2 separate regions of the Homo sapiens genome follow, and region 2 is linked to region 1. The links are chromatin loops, found by intact Hi-C in ENCODE. Cell type or tissue: CD14-positive monocyte. All regions are shown on one strand. Links, peaks and the distances in the headings refer to the core of each region. The heading gives the core; the rest is flanking DNA.

Region 1 (7,822 bases), core at 2,245-4,744:
TCAACTGTCTAATCACAAAGATAGCTCCCCTGACAGCCAGCGCCCCCTCCTTAGGGGTTTTCCCAAAGTCACTTCACGAACTTGTGAAGGTGTAGGCCGGGTGCAGTGGCTCATGCCTGTAATCCCAGCACTGTGGGAGGCCAAGGCAGGAGGACCCCAAGATCAGCATGGGCAACGCAGTGAGACCCTGCCTCTACAAAAATTTTTTTAAATTAGCCAGATGTATTTTAAAATACAGCCAGACATGTGCCTGTAGTCCCAGCTATTTGGGAGGCTGAGGCAGGAGGATTGCTGGAGCCCAGGAAATCGAGACTGCAGCGAGCTGTGATCATGCCACTGCACTCCAGTCTGGGTGACAGAGTGAGACCCTGTCACCAAACAAAAACAAAACAAAAAACTCAGGTATAGTTGAAAGGGGCTTTTTATGAGTAACAAAAGACACTCTTTTCAAATTATCACTTGGGAAATTACAAAGGTTTTAGGAGCTCTAGGCGGGAAATGAAGACAAAGACTAAATATATATTTTTTATTATACTGCAATATCACACTAGTCTTGATTTATTTTCTTTTTTACTTTCTTTTTTTTTTTTTTGAGACTGTCTCACTCTATCACCCAGGCTGGAGTGCAGTGGTGTGATCTTGGCTCACTGCAACCTCTGCCTCCCGGGTTCAAGCGATTCTCCTGCCTCAGCCTCCCGAGTAGCTGGGATTACACACGTGCGCCACCATGCCCGGCTAATTTTTGTATTTTTAGTAGAGATGGGGGATTTCACCATGTTGACCAGGTTAGTCTCGAACTCCTGACCTCAGGTGATCCGCACACCTCGGACTCCCAGATGGCTGAGATTTCAGGCGTGAGCCACTGCGCCCGGTCTTGATTTATTTTCCATTTACCTGTTTATTGTCTGTTTCTTATCCCTAGAATGTGAGAGGACAGGGGCCTTGTCTGCATTGTTCACTGTGGTATCCCCAGCACATGACACAAAACATGTGCTCAGAAAATACTTACTGAAAATACTTACAGAAAATACCTACTTTACAAGCCTCACCTCTACCAAACAACAGGTGGACTCAAGCCCTGGAGGGACAGAGATTAAGGTCTCACAAACACCAGGACATCTGGTCAACCTGGTTCCTCCCAATGCCTGCAGGTGATTGAGAGCTGACCTCAAAGGGACCTCAAAGAAATTCTGGTTTATCTGGAGTTCTAGAGAGGTTAAAGGACTAGCCCTATGTTATACACTCAGTTTACATTTAACATAGGGCTAAAACCAACATTTCCTAATTCCCTACCAACTGAGCTCTAATTTCAAAGTATCTTAGTGTAAGAAGAAATCGCCAGATCCCATCTGCTCTAGTCCTTCCAAACAGCACCCTATCATTACCCGCATTTAAAAGATAAGACATCTGGTGCTAAAAGAAGTAAATGACTTTTCCTAGGTCACACGCCTATTGAAAGGCAAGGAAGGACTTCATTCGTTTTTTTTTTTGTTTTTTTTTTTTTGAGGCGGAATCTCACTCTGTCACCACCAGGCTGGAGTGCAGTGTTGCCATTTCAGCTCACTGCAACCTCCGCCTCCTGGGTTCAGGTGATTCTCCTGCCTCCTGAGTAGCTGAGACTACAGGTGTGTGCCACCACACCCGGCTAATTTTTGTATTTTTAGTAGAGACGGGGTTTCACCATGCTAGCCAGGCTGGTCTTGAACTCCTGACCTCAGGCAATCCACCCACCTCGGCTCCCAAAGTGGTGGGATTACAGGCGTGAGCTACTGCGCCTGGCCTGAAGGACTTCATTCTTACACCACACTGTCTCCAGGTTTTTGTTTTTTTGGTTTTTTTTGAGACGGAGTTTCGCTCTTGTGGCCCAGGCTGGAGTACAATGGTGCAGTCTTGGCTCACTCCAACCTCCGCCTCTCAGGTTCAAGCGATTTTCCTGCCTCAGCCTCACAAGTAGCTGAGATTACAGGCGTGTGCCACAATGCCTGGCTAATTTTGTATTTTTAGTAGAGATGGAGTTTCTCCATGTTGGTCAGGCTGATCTTGAACTCCCGACCTCAGATGATCTGCCCACCTCAGTCTCCCAAAGTGCTGGGATTACAGGCTTGAGCCACTGCACCCGGCCTTGTCTCCAGGTTTTAATCTTCTGTATTCTAGATTTTGTACAACCATGGAATTAAGTATCTTTCCCATATTAGACCCATTAGCAAATACCCCTGAGAGAGAGAGAGAGATTAGGTGCAGAAATAGCTCAGGAATGCCAAATCATTTAACAGATGCAGTGCTTTTGTTCTTGATTCATTAATTCATTCAACAAATATTTGATTCCCTACTATGTGCTGTAAATTATTGTGGATACTGGGAATACAGCAATGAATAAAACAAAACCTCATGCGGGAGAAAGGCAATGACAAACAAATAAACATATTTGTACATCTGAGGCATATCAGGTAGCCAAAGTGCTATGAAGAAGAATAAAGCAGGGGCCGGCGCGGTGGCTCACGCCTGTAATCTCAGCACTTTGGGAGGCCAAGGTGGGTGAATCACCTGAGGTCACGAGTTCGAGACCAGCCTGGCCAACATGGTGAAACCCTATCTCTACTAAAAATACAAAAATTAGCCAGGCATGGTGGCACGTACCTGTAGTCCCAGCAACTTGGGAGGCTGAGACGCGAGAATCGCTCGAACCTGGGAGGTGAAGGTTGCAGTGAGCCGAGATCGTGCCACTGCACCCCAGCCCGGGAGACAGGGCAAGACCCCCTCTTCAAAAAAAAAAAAAAAAAAAGAATAAAGCAGGATAAGGAGACAGTGACGGGCAGGGAACAGCGCTGCTTTAAATAAGTTGGTCAGGGAAAGACACTCCAGTCAGATGCCACTTGAGCAGAGATCTGAGTGAATTAACGACATGAACTAGAGAAAGAATATTCCACGCCAAAGAGAACAGAGGCACAGTGGCCCAAGGCAGGCAGGAGTTTAGCATAACTCAAGGGAGGGTCCAGAGGTCCTGCGGCTGGAGTGGAGTGAGCCGGAAAGAGGAAGGAAAGGTCACATGAAGAGCTGGGGCCAGGTCCTGATGGTAAGTGCTCTTTGGAACTCCTCCTTTTAAAACTGGCGTGTCTTCAGGAAGCTGAATATCTACAAAGCTAGGCCTCGGAGAGAAGGCTTTTCCTGAGTATGTTTGTGTGAGTGATTCCGTGTGTTAACAAAGCGCCCCAGGATTTGCCTTTTCTTCCCCTGTTTCTTGCTGTTAGAATGTTAATCTGGCTAAATCCATTCAGCTTCACTCGTTTGGAAATCAGTCATCTAATGCTTGTAGCGAAAAAAGGAGACAAGCTAATACATCTCAACAGAGCAGATACGTGGGAGCCACTCCCACAGATCAAGATCCTTGCAGAAACCCAAGCCATTGTTCAGCCAATAGTAAATAAGAATCCGAGTCATTCTAAAACTGAGTAGAAAGCTGAGTCATCCTTCCCTCTATCAAGAGCTTTATTCCTTTTGCATCCTGTGGATCTTGGTTGGTTAACACATTACTGAATGGTGACGTGGGTAGGTCTGTCTGCCTGCATCAAATCCTGCCCTAACCACATTCTCAAGATAGTTTTCACCACATTTACTAAACTTCCTTGAACCTCAGTTTCCTCCTCTGCAGGAGGAGGGTATGAATGCTTTATTAGTTTTCTACTGCTGTGTAATAAATTAGCACAGATCTAGAGGGTAAGAGCTACTCCCACTCATCATTTCACAGTGCTGTAGGCCAGAGGCCCCAGATGGCGTAACCAGGTTTTCTGCTAAGAGCCTTGAAACGCTGAAATCAAGATGTTGGTTGTCCGTGTCCTCACCTAGAGCTCAGGGTCTTCCTCCAAGCTCATCCCTGTTGTCAGCAGAATGTAGGTTCCTGCAGTTGTGGGACCGAGGCCTTGTTTCCTCACTGGCTGTCAGCAGAGGCCATTTCTCAGCTCCTTAAGCCTGCCCCCTTCCTCCACAGTGACCCTCTATTCCAAAGCAGCAACTACACACCTAACCCTTCTGACACTTGGAAAACATCTGACTTCTGCTCTCAGCCAGAGAAAGCTCTCTGCTTTTATTCTTTTTTTTATCTACTTATTTATTTTGTAGAGTGGGGATCTCGCTATGTTGCCCAGGCTGATTTTAAACTCCTGGGCTCAAGTGATCCTCTTGCCTTGACCTCCCAAAGTGCTGGGATTACAGGCATGGGCCACCATGCCTGCCGCTTTCTGCTTTAGCAGCTCATGTTCACCCAGATAATCACTCTTTCTTAAGGTCAACTGTGCCATACAACATAATATAATCATCAGAGTGAAATCTCATCATATTCACAGGTTCCAGAGATAAAGGACATCTTTAGGGTCCATTTTAGACATTCTGCCTACAACAAATGCCTTCCTTGCAGAACTCTTTTGAAAATTAGAGATGATGTATGTGTGTAAAATAGTTGCCAGCTGCTAATAGCTGCTATTACTATAAGAGCCTCTTTGATGCAGGGAGCAACTAAGTAACTGAGCTACTCAGTGAATCAAGTATAAGACCAGACTCCGGTGCCAGGGCTGTGGCTCATGCCTATAATCCCAACACTTTGGGAGGCCGAGGCAGGCGGATCACCTGAGGTCGGGAGTTCAAGACCAGCCTGACCAACATGGAGAAACCCTGTCTCTACTAAAAATACAAAATTAGCCAGGCGTGGTGGCGTGTGCCTGTAATCCCAGTTACTCAGGAGGTTGAGGCAAGAGAATAGCTTGAACTGGGAAGGCGGAAGTTGCAGTGAGCGGAGATCACGCCACTGCACTCCAGGCTGGGTGACAGAGCGAGACTCCGTCTCAAAAAAAAAAAAAAGATCAGACTCCAAACAGTCTATGGTAAACACCTATCATTACCTTTCTTATATGTATGAATATTAAAACAGCATTTCACGCATAACAAGTACACTGTTTTTATTGGAGCATTTATTAATGAGTTGATTTGGAAGTTCACCTTAGACAAAGATTGAGTTCCTCCCCTTTTCTCTGAATACATTATTTCTCTCTTTTATCAAATCATTTTGGCAAAGCTGCTGCTTCTTCTTCCTTCTCATGTACTTTGGTGGAGTTCCTTAACACAGGACTCTGCATTTGGCTTTTATAGCACAAGTATTGCTATGATCTGAATTTGGTGATCCTCCAAAATCCATACTGAAATCTCTTTTTCTTTTTTTTTTTTTTTTTTTTGAGATGGAGTCTCACTCTGTTACCCAGGCTGGAGGGCAGTGGCACAATCTCAGCTCACTGAAACCTGCACCACCCGGGTTCAAGGGATTCTTGTGCCTCAGCCTCCCAAGTAGCTGGAACTACAGGCACGAGCTACCATGCCTAGCTAATTTTTTTTTTTTCCAGAGACGAGTCTTACTCTGTCACCCAGGCTGGAGTGGAGTGCAGTGGCACGATCTCGGCTCACTGCAACACCTCCACCTACTGGGTTCAAGTGATTCTCCCGCCTCAGTCTCCCCAGTAGCTGAGACTACAGGCACCCTCCACCATGCCTAGCTAATTTTTGTATTTTTAGTAGAGACGAGGTTTTGTCGTGTTGATCAGGCTGGCCTCAAACTCCTGACCTCAGGTGATCCGCAAACCTCGGCCTCCCAAAGGGCTGGGATTACAGGCATGAGCCACCACACCCAGCCAAAACTTTAAGGACTAAGAGCTAGACCATAATGTGTCAGAAGACTCTTTTCCCCTCTGCCATGGCAACTGGCAATATTCCAAATAGCTTCTGTTCTTTTAGCCTGGGGGATACCTGTAATTATAGCATAACACAGTCCACCTGGGACTCTCACAGTGGCGACACTGAATATTTCTATGCAACCTTAAAAATCTCCACAGATTGGCCAGGCATGGTGGTTCACTCCTCTAATCCCAGCACTTTGGGAGGCCGAGGAGGGAAGATCACCTGAGGTCAGGAGCTCGAGACCAGCCTGGCCAACATGGTGAAACCCCATCTCTACTAAAAATACAAAAATTAGCCAGGCGTGGTGGTGGGTTCCTGTAATCCCAGCTACTCAGGAGGCTGAGGCAGGAGAATCCCTTGAACCCGGGAGGCAGAGGTTGCAGTGAGCTGAGATCACGCCACTGCACTCCAGCCTGGGCAACAGAGTGAGACTCTATCTAAAAAAAAAAAAATCTCCACAGATAGGTTTATTATTATTCCTGTTTTACAGACTGTGTAACTAAGGCTCAGAGAAGTCAAAGAACGTGCCCATAGTCACATCTAGTAAGTGGTTAAAGCCAAAATTCAAACCCAGACCACTGGATTCCTAAATCTGAGCTTCTAACTATAGCCAGTAAAAGCCTGACCTAATGTAATGGAAATGGAGATGAACAAATGTGCCTAGAAAAGTGAAGTTTTTTTTGTTTTGTTTTGAGATGGCGTCTCGCTCTATAGCCCAGGCTGTAGTGCAGTGGCGCAATCTTGGCTCACTGCAGCCTCCACCTCCTGGGTTCAAGGGATCCTCCTGCCTCAGCCTTTTGAGTAGCTGGGATTACAGGCACCCGCCACCACACCCAGCTAATTTTTCTATTTTTAGTAGAGACAGGGTTTCATGGTGTTTGTCAGGCTGGTCTCAAACTCCTGACCTCAGGTGATCCACCCACCTCTGCCTCCAAAGTACTGGGATTACAGGCGTGAGCCATCTTGCACGGCCCCATTTTTTCTTTATTTCTAAAAATAAAATTTGTTGGACAATCTGGGGAGGATGAGCTAAGGTATGGATTTTCTTTGTATTTATATTGCTTGGGATTCACTGAGCTTCTTGGATTTATTGATATTTTCATCAACTTTGGGAAATGTTGGGCCATTCGTTCTTCCGTTATTTTTCTGTCCCATTCTCACTGTCTTTTTTTGGGACATCAGTTACATGTAGGTCTAATATTGTCCTCCAGGTCTCTGAGGCTGTATTAATTTTTTTCCAATCTTTTTTCTCTGTTTTTCGAATAGGATAATTCTTATTGGTTGGTCTTTGGGTTTACTGACTGTTTTGCCATCTTCCGTCTGCTGTTAAGTCTTTCCAGTGAGTTTTGTTATTTTATTTTGCCTTTCAGTTCTAGAGTTTGCATTTGCTTCTTTTTTAGAGTTTCCATTTCTCTGCTGAGGTTCCCTACTTACTCATTAAGATAATATTTTCCTTTATTTTGAACATATTTACATGTGTTCCTTTAATTCTTTAAATATCTTTATTTTTAATTTTTTTTTTGAAATAGAGATGAGGTTTCGCTATGTTGCCCAGGCTGGTCTCAAACTCCTGGACTCAAGCAATCTGCCAGCCTCGGCCTCTTAAACTGCTGGGATTACAGGCATGAGCCACTATGCCTGGTCTTTTTTTCCTTTAGAGACAAGATCTCCTCTGTCACTCAGGCTGGAGTGCAGTGGCACGATCATAGCTCGCTGCAGCTTTAAACTTCTGGGCTCAAGCGATCCTCCCTCCTCAGCTTCCTGAGTAGCTAGGACAATAGGCACAAGCCACCATACCCAGCTAATTTTTACTTTTCTTTTCTTTTCTTTTCTTTTTTTTGAGACGAGAGCTCACTCTTGTCACCCAGGCTGGAGCGCAGTGGCGCGATCTCGGCTCACTACAACCTCCAACTCGCTGATTCAAGTGATTCTCCTGCCTCAGCCTCCTGAGTAGCTAGGATTACAGGTGCGCACCACCATGCCCAGCTAATTTTTGTATTTTTGGTAGAGATAGGGTTTCACCATATCGGCCAGGATGGTCTCGATCGCTTGATCTTGTGATCTGCCCGCCTCAGTCTTTCAAAGTGCTGGGATTACAGGCGTG
Region 2 (7,822 bases), core at 2,353-4,852, 59 kb after region 1:
CAAGAAGAGAACAAAGAAACAAGATCAATCTAGTTTGCCAAACAGTGGCTCCCTGTGTCTGAAACAATTGGAGAACTTTGCAGCAATTTTGTTTTAGAAGTTTTCTGTAAACGAGTTTAAAGTCCAAAGAACGAAGCTCATTTCAGAGGTGAAGACACTGTTAAATTGTTGGGTAAAATGCTTCATAAGTATACACTCCTCTATAATTAGCATTGCTTATTTCCCAGTATTATAATTTATATTAGTCCCATATTAAAACCAAGATTCTGAGAAAAAAGAAATGGACCGTGATAAAAATGTAAATTCTTCTGAAGATTTTTTGTTAAAAAATTAATTTAGGCACCGAGCACAGTGGTTCATGCCTGTAATCCCAGCACTTTGGGAGGCAGAGGTGGGCAGATCATGAGGTCAGGAGTTCAAGACCAGCCTGGTCAACATGGTGAAACCCCATCTCTACTAAAATACAAAAATTAGCCAGGCATGGTGGCGTGTGCCTGTAATCCCAGCTACTCAGGAGGCTGAGGCAGGAGAATCACTTGAACCCAGGAGGCGGAGGCTACAGTAAGCCGAGATCACGCCATTGCACTCCAGCCTGGGCGCCTGGGTGACAGAGCAAGACTCCATCTCAAAAAAAAATTAATTTAGGGTCGGGTGTGGTGGCTCACTCCTGTAATCTCTGCACTTTGGGAAGCCAAGGTGGGAGGATCACTTGAGGCCAGGAGTTTGAGACCTGGGCAACATGGCAAAACCCCATCTCTACTAAAAATACAAAAATTAGCCAGCATGGTGGTGCACACCTCTAGTCCCAGCTACTCGGGAGGCTGAAGCACAAGAGTCACTTGAATCCGGGTGGCAGAGTTTGCCGTGAGCCAAGATGGTGCCACTGCACTCCAGCCTGGGCGACAGAGCAAGACTCCATCTCAAAAAAAAAAAAAAGATTTAATTAATTAACAGAAACTAAAGTGGAAAGATTTTGCATGGAGATTGAAGCAGAAGCTATTTTTACATTTTCAATAAAATTAGGAAGATTAACTCTGGGGCACTGGTGACTTTCTGATATATAAGTTACTTCATGTTGTGATATGCTCTTTCAGTGATCGTACCTTTCATCCTCAAAAGAAGATCTCTTTCAGCAACTTAGAGGCAAAAACATTTTGATATAGCACATATACAAAACCATATGTGGCACTGTGATTGTTCTTTGAGGACAGTGGCTCCCAATCTTTTCTCACTGTCATCCTAGATGACTATTATTAAGTGTTTTTTCAATCAGGAGATTTTTCCACTTATGTTTGACAGCAAGTTGACAAGGCTGTGAAAGCATGTCAGCTCTGCTCAGGATGATCACTGTGGGTTTTCTTGCATCATGAAGGTTGTTGAGTGTGCCTTGCTTTGGCGTCTCTGAAACCCCTTTCAATGATGCTAACTTGTTTGTGGCCTGGGAACATGTGATGGCTATGCTTTCCAAATTGGGGTTCCAATGTAAGCTTTGGGACAACAGATTGTCTTGTTGCCCGCTATATCCCCAGTATCTAGAATACAGTCTGGCATAGTGCTCAATAAATAATTATTGAATAAAAAAGAAGAAGAGGGGCTAGGCACGGTGGCTCACGCCTGTCATCTCAGCACTTTGGGAAGCAGAGACAGACAGATCACTTGGGGTCAGCAGTTTGAGACCAGTCTGGTCAACATAGTGAGACCCTGTCTCTACTAAAAATACAAACAATTAGCTGGGTGTAGTGGCACACGCCTGTGGTTCCAGCCACTTGGGAGGCTGAGGTGTAAATACTGCTTGAGCCCGAGGGGCAGAGTTTACAGTGAGCTGAGACTGCATCACTGCACTCTAGCCTGGGTGACAGAGCGGACTTTGTCTCAAAAAAAAAAAAAAAAAAAAGAAGAAGAGGAGGCAAAAGAAGAAGGAAGGGAAAGAGAAGGGAGAGAAAGAAGAAGTTAAGAAAGAGAAAAGGAGAAACAAGAGGAAGAGAGAAGATGAAAAGAAAGGAAAAAAGTGGTAGTAGAAGAAAAAGGGGAAGAATAAACTGCTACCACCGCACAAAGTGTTTATGGTGGTATTATAGAAGGAATGCAATTAAAGAAGAAGAACTAATATTTGGCAAGAATTGACTTTACCCAAAGAATTGCAGTGGGGAGGAAAATATAATGGTAAAATCAACATAGATATGTGATAAAGGAAGATGCATAATTCGCATTAGACAATAAACTTTTTTTTTTTTTTTTTAAAGACAGAGTTTCGCTCTTGTTGCCCAGGCTGGAGTGCAGTGGTGTGATCTCGGCTCACTGCAACCTCCGCCTCCTGTGTTCAAGCGATTCTCCTGCCTCAGCCTCCTAAGTAGCTGGGATTACAGGCGTGTGCTACCATGCCTGACTAGTTTTTGTATTTTTAGTAGAGATGGGGTTTCACCATGTTGGCCAGGCTGGTCTCGAACTCCTGACCTCAAGTGATCTGCCCACCTTGGCCTCCCAAAGTGTTGGGATTACAGGAGTGAGCCACCACACCCAGCCAGACAAAAAACTCATTCCCTGCTTCCCCAGGTCCACAGACTTTCAGGTTTAGAAGGGGTCAAATTAATCATTTTCTCACATCAGCCATATCAGATGCTTGAATCCAGGGTTTGGCAAACTTTTTCTGAAAAGGGTCACATAGTAAATATCTTAGGCTTTGAGTGGCACAGTCTCTGCTCCATTATGCCACTGTAACACAATATGCTAAAAAAAAATTGTATGATTGTGTGGTAATAAAACTTAATTTACAAAAACAGGTGGTGGGCCAGGTGTGGCCCGTGGACTGTAGTTTGCAGACTCCTACTTGTATATGCCCTGTAATATTCCAACAATGCTGATAACCTCTGTTAGCATTTGCTGCAATAGAGAAACTCACCACTTTTCAAGGAAAACTATTCCATCTTTGCATAACTTTGATTATAGAAAGCCATTCTTTACACATTGAGTCAAAATCTGTTTCTCATGTTATTGTAATATTAGGTATTTGCTGTTTGTCTCTTTGTGTTTAAGTCACTATAATCTAGTGGTTTTGTTTTTTGTTTTCTTCTATTTTTTAAAACATTTTTGAGGAAGTTTTTTTTTTTTTTTTAAAGACAACTTCTGCTTCCAGTCAAGATGGAGCAACAGGGACCTGATTTACCCTCCCACCTGAAATAACCAAAAAACTGGACAAAATATTAAGAAACAACAGCATTCAAGATATTGACACTAGGCAACTGAGGACAGTGATCCCTGAAAGATGGAAACAAATGAGGTGTAACTATAATTATCTCCAGCTAAATGTGTAGAGAATATTTTCAGGCCCCAGCACACTGGGAGCCCAAGTGGAGACCGGCAGTGTCTCTGGGTCGAGGACATTCAGTTGCAAGTCCAGGACAGCCAAGTACAGGATCAGAAAGCTGTGCAGAGAGACAGTTCTGGAGGTGTGCCAAGGGTCCACTTTAGTCTCCGGTTGAGTATTAATTAACGCGTATGTGTGAGGAAGTTACCCAAGGTCAGGGAAAGAACCACGTGAAAGGATTAAACAGAAGAGGAAACAGTTGTTGGAGCTCACAAAAGGCCAGAGAGTCCCTATTCCTACCAACCACAGTAGAAAGCCTCACAATTCACAGAAATGGGTTAGAACACTGAAGAATCTTGCCTCATTTGTGGCAGGAAATTATTCAAACAATCTACTTCTGTTAATGCACCTCTTTCTATATGTCCCTGTTCATAACATCATAGCCAAGCCTCAGCTCTAAAGCTTATTCACACATGCTGTCATTTAACCAGGTCCTATTTGTTTTTTATTTTAATGGTTAAGCTTTTCCATTGATGTCTTTCTTTATAGTGTTGATTATCATGTTCATTATTGTGCTGAGCAGCCCACTGTACCTGATTTTTTTTTTTGAGATGGAGTCTCCCTCTGTCGCCCAGGCTGGAGTGCAGTGGCGCGATCTCGGTTCACTGCAACCTCTGCCTCCCGGGTTCAAGTGATTCTCCTGTCTCAGCCTTCTGAATAACTGGGATTACAGGCACGCGCCACCACCCCTGGCTAATTATTTTTTTTTGTATTTTATTTTTAGTAGAGCTGGGGTTTCGCCATGTTGGCCAGGCTGCTCTCCAACTCCTGACCTCAGGTGATCCACTCGCCTCGGCCTCCCAAAGTGCTGGGTTTACAGGCATGAGCCACCGTGCCCAGCCTGTATCTGAAGTATTATTTGTAGGAATAATCTGAGGCCTAGATGAAAAACATCTTCCTCCAAAGAAGATCTGCATTTGTTTTTACCATGCTCCTTGGGGGCACAACCAACATAAGACCAACTGGTCCAAGATTTGAGATTCCCAAACCCACAAAGAAAATCTACACGAGGTCTCATTTACTTAGGGTTCACCCCAACCCTAAGGATGCAGCCCTGTGGGCCCCCAGCTTAAGATTGTGAAGGTCTGATTAGACTTTGCATCTTCTATAGACCTGGTGCTTTCATTTCTCACCTCCTTACCTCCTTTCTCACCTCATGACAAGTTCATCTCAATGAAGGTTCCCATTTGCTGGGACTCACAAATCCCCTCAGGGCAAAAGCAGATTCTGTGCCCTTATCACCTTTCTGGTTCTCCTGGTTTAGCTTCAGTTTTGCCTTTCAATTCCTCACCATGTTGTCAGCTTTACAAAGTTTCTTTTCTTTTCTTTTCTTTTCTTTTCTTTTCTTTTCTTTTCTTTTCTCCTTCCTTCCTTCCTTCCTTCCTTTTCTTTTTTTTTTTGGAATCTCGCTCTATTGCCCAGGCTGGAGTGCCTGATCTCGGCTCACTGCAACCTCTACCTCCAGGGTTCAAGAGATTCTCTTGGCTCCGCCTCCTGAATAGCTGGGATTACAGGTGCGTGCCACCACACCTGGCTAATTTTTATATTTTTTATTAGAGATGGAGTTTCACCATGTTGACCAGGCTGGTCTCAAACTCCTGACCTCAAGTGATCTACTTGCCTCAGCCTCCCAAAGTGCTGGGATTACAGGTGTGAGCCACCATACCTGGCCCAAAGTTTCTGTTGTTTTTTCATAGTTTTCTATAATTTTAAAAATTGTTTTCTAAGGGATCATTAATCTGAAAAACCTAGCCCACCATTACAGAAAGATACAAATCCACCTACAACCATCCCAAGTCTTTGAGAATAAAATAGAACCAGAAAGTCTGGGTGCAGTGGCGGCCTTTCTACTCAGGAGACTGAAGCAGGAGAACCACTTGAACCCAGGAGGTGGAGGCTGCAGTGAGCTGAGATCATGCCACTGCCCTCCAGCTTGGGCAACAGAACCAGACTCCATCTCAAAAAACAAAACCAATGAATGAACGAACGAATGAGAAGGAAGGAAGGTGGGAAGGAGGGAAGGAGGGAAGGAAGGAAGGAAGGAAGGAAGGAAATAGAACCAGAAAAAGTCCACCAGAGCCTAAGAAGAGCATTTGAGGTAGGGAAAAAACCTTCCCTCTCCTGGGGGCCCCAGGGCGGGTCCTAGGGAGCGCAGTGTTGTGTGCTGCTGTGCAGAGCAGAGCGGAGCAAACTGAGGGGCCACGAGGTGTGTGCAGGAGGCTGCGTGAAGTTGTGGTGAGGAAGATGAGAGGCTCCTAGGAATTTCTGGGTGCAAGAGAATTTTAAACAATGAAGGTTTTAAAGAAGAGCTATTATGTCCTTGTGCTTAGGCCCTCTTAACTCTGAGAGAAAAAAGAGTAAAATTTCTGTCCTGGCTGACTGCTTTAAAGGAATATGATTCTGATTGTGCCATAGAAATCACTGCTTTATAAACCTTATATGTATCTGTTTACTACAGATGATCAAGGGAGAGAAAAGGATAGTAGGGACATAGAAGGAGAGAAAAGAAAAGCATTCACGGACAGGCCATGGAAGGCGTTTCTTGTTTCAGTAGTATTAAGTACCTATTTCATGTTGGACAGAGAAAAAGTTGAGTGAACTAAGTCCTCTGCCCTAAGGAGCTCATTATCCAATAACAGGGGAGAACAATATGTCATTAAATAATTTAAATAAAATCCAGATGTAATTAAGTTTTATTGAGCATTTAGTAAGAGCCAGATGCTTTCTGAGAAAAAAAAAAAAAAAAGCAGCCCCTGACATCTAAGGACTGGCCTAAAATTTATAGGTAGGCCTGAGTGGGAGCAGAAGCTGGCCGGGAGCTCACAGCTAGGACAAGTTATTCTCCTGCTGCGTGTAAACAATCTCACAGAACACTGACACCAGTCAAGTCACTCTGAGATCATGAGGAAGTGCGACAAAACAAGACCACTTCATAATTTTGTCTAAGCACAGACAAAAATGAGGTCACTGTGCAACCCCTAAAACACGAATAGCTCTTCTTTCAGCTAATATGAGCCTCTAGTGATTCTTTACCTTTAGAATTTTAGCCTTGCTCTAGTCTACTGTCCCTATAAACGTTGAGATGCCCAGTCATAGACTTTCCCTGCATTCTGACAGCATTCAATCCAGAGTGAACCCCTACTTCCTTGGATCCTTCCACAGACCACCCAACCGCAGCCCGAATCCAATAGTAGGTCTGATACCCTCTTACTGAGAAGCCCCACAGTTCCCCATGGTGTGTGTTCTCCCTTGCTGCAATGAGTAATAAACCCAATTCGTTCCACTACTGCTGTGCTCCTGGTGGGCTCTGGCTGGAGGGCACTGTCATCTCAAGTACATCATTTAATTTCATCCTCATAACGTGAGCATAAGCCTGAATTTATAGATGACGATAAGGCTCCTAAAGGTTAATTTAATTCAGAATTACAGGCAGAAAGAGACAAAGCTGGGATTTGAACACTGAGCTTTGAATGTTTCTCACTACCTTGAATGACTGAAGACAGAGAGCAAGATAGAGAAGAAAAAAGATGTCCAAAAAGAGACAAAAAGATGTTTTTCCTCACCCACTTTAACTGCCACTTTCAAGGAGCAACATCTCCATCTTGTGATATTTTATGATACGGGTTTTAAATAATTGAATTTTATAACTGTAGGAGATCGTTCAGACACAACTGAAATTTAAGAGAATACTTAAAAAAATTTGCTCCATAGGCAAAATAAAATTAAGCCATTACATTAAAAACCACAGCTATGAGGAAAGAAAGGTCTCTTATTGTCATCTGTCTTACTTTTTCTTTTCTGAGGGACAACCCTCCTGCATCCTTCCACTTTACAATAATGTCCTTCCCCAAGATGGCTGAGTACATACATCTCAAGTACGATGCGTGCCTCTGCATCAAGGAACTTTTGGGTATCTGAAGGTTAGGAATGGGAGACTTTTCACTGAATATCCTTTTGTATTAAAAAAAACTTAGGAGTATGTGAATATATTACTAATTCAAACACAAAACTAATTTTTTTTATTTTAAAATTTATTTATTTATTTATTTTGAGACAGAGTCTCACTCTGTCGCCCAAGCTGGAGAGCAGTGGCGCCACTGGGCTCACTGCAACCCTTGCCTCCCAGGTTCAAGTGATTCTTGTGCCTCAGCCTCCTAAGTAGCTAGGATTACAGGCGCCCTCCACCACATCCGGCTAATTTTTGTATTTTTAGTGGAGACGGGGGTTTCACTGTGTTGGTCAGGATGGTCTCGAACTCCTGACCTCAAGTGATCCACCCGCCTCAGCCTCCTAAAGTGCTGGGATTACAGGTGTGAGCCACCATGCCTGGTCAATTTTTATTTATTAATTTTTTCAGTCAGAGCAAGATAGCTTGATAATAAATTGACATTTTTAGGGTCAAATATAAAATATGCATGTGTCTGCCTTTTATTTTACTTTTTTAAAGAAGTAGACTCT

The links. A loop is a pair of places that touch in the nucleus more often than their neighbours do. Peaks named below come from ENCODE experiments on the same cell type or tissue, not always from the same donor. Only the 100,000 strongest peaks of a DNase experiment are listed, where the experiment ranks them.
Region 2: a loop joins it to region 1, with 9 times the contacts of the local background. A loop is called at or near these places in 2 of 110 quality-filtered maps.

What each region holds. Positions count from the first base shown.
Region 1 is chr4:40,669,613-40,677,434 of GRCh38, forward strand. No RefSeq gene overlaps it. Among named protein-coding and RNA genes, the nearest start is that of RBM47, 44 kb to the left of the region's middle. RefSeq lists an enhancer at 2,670-3,869. In CD14-positive monocyte, for the core only: no CTCF peak of the experiment used is centred there; DNase peaks (open chromatin) are centred at 3,039 and 3,509; H3K4me3 peaks cover 1,154 bases; H3K27ac peaks cover 2,339 bases.
Region 2 is chr4:40,728,455-40,736,276 of GRCh38, forward strand. No RefSeq gene overlaps it. Among named protein-coding and RNA genes, the nearest start is that of NSUN7, 18 kb to the right of the region's middle. In CD14-positive monocyte, for the core only: no CTCF peak of the experiment used is centred there; DNase peaks (open chromatin) are centred at 3,147 and 3,547; H3K4me3 peaks cover 2,122 bases; H3K27ac peaks cover 2,360 bases.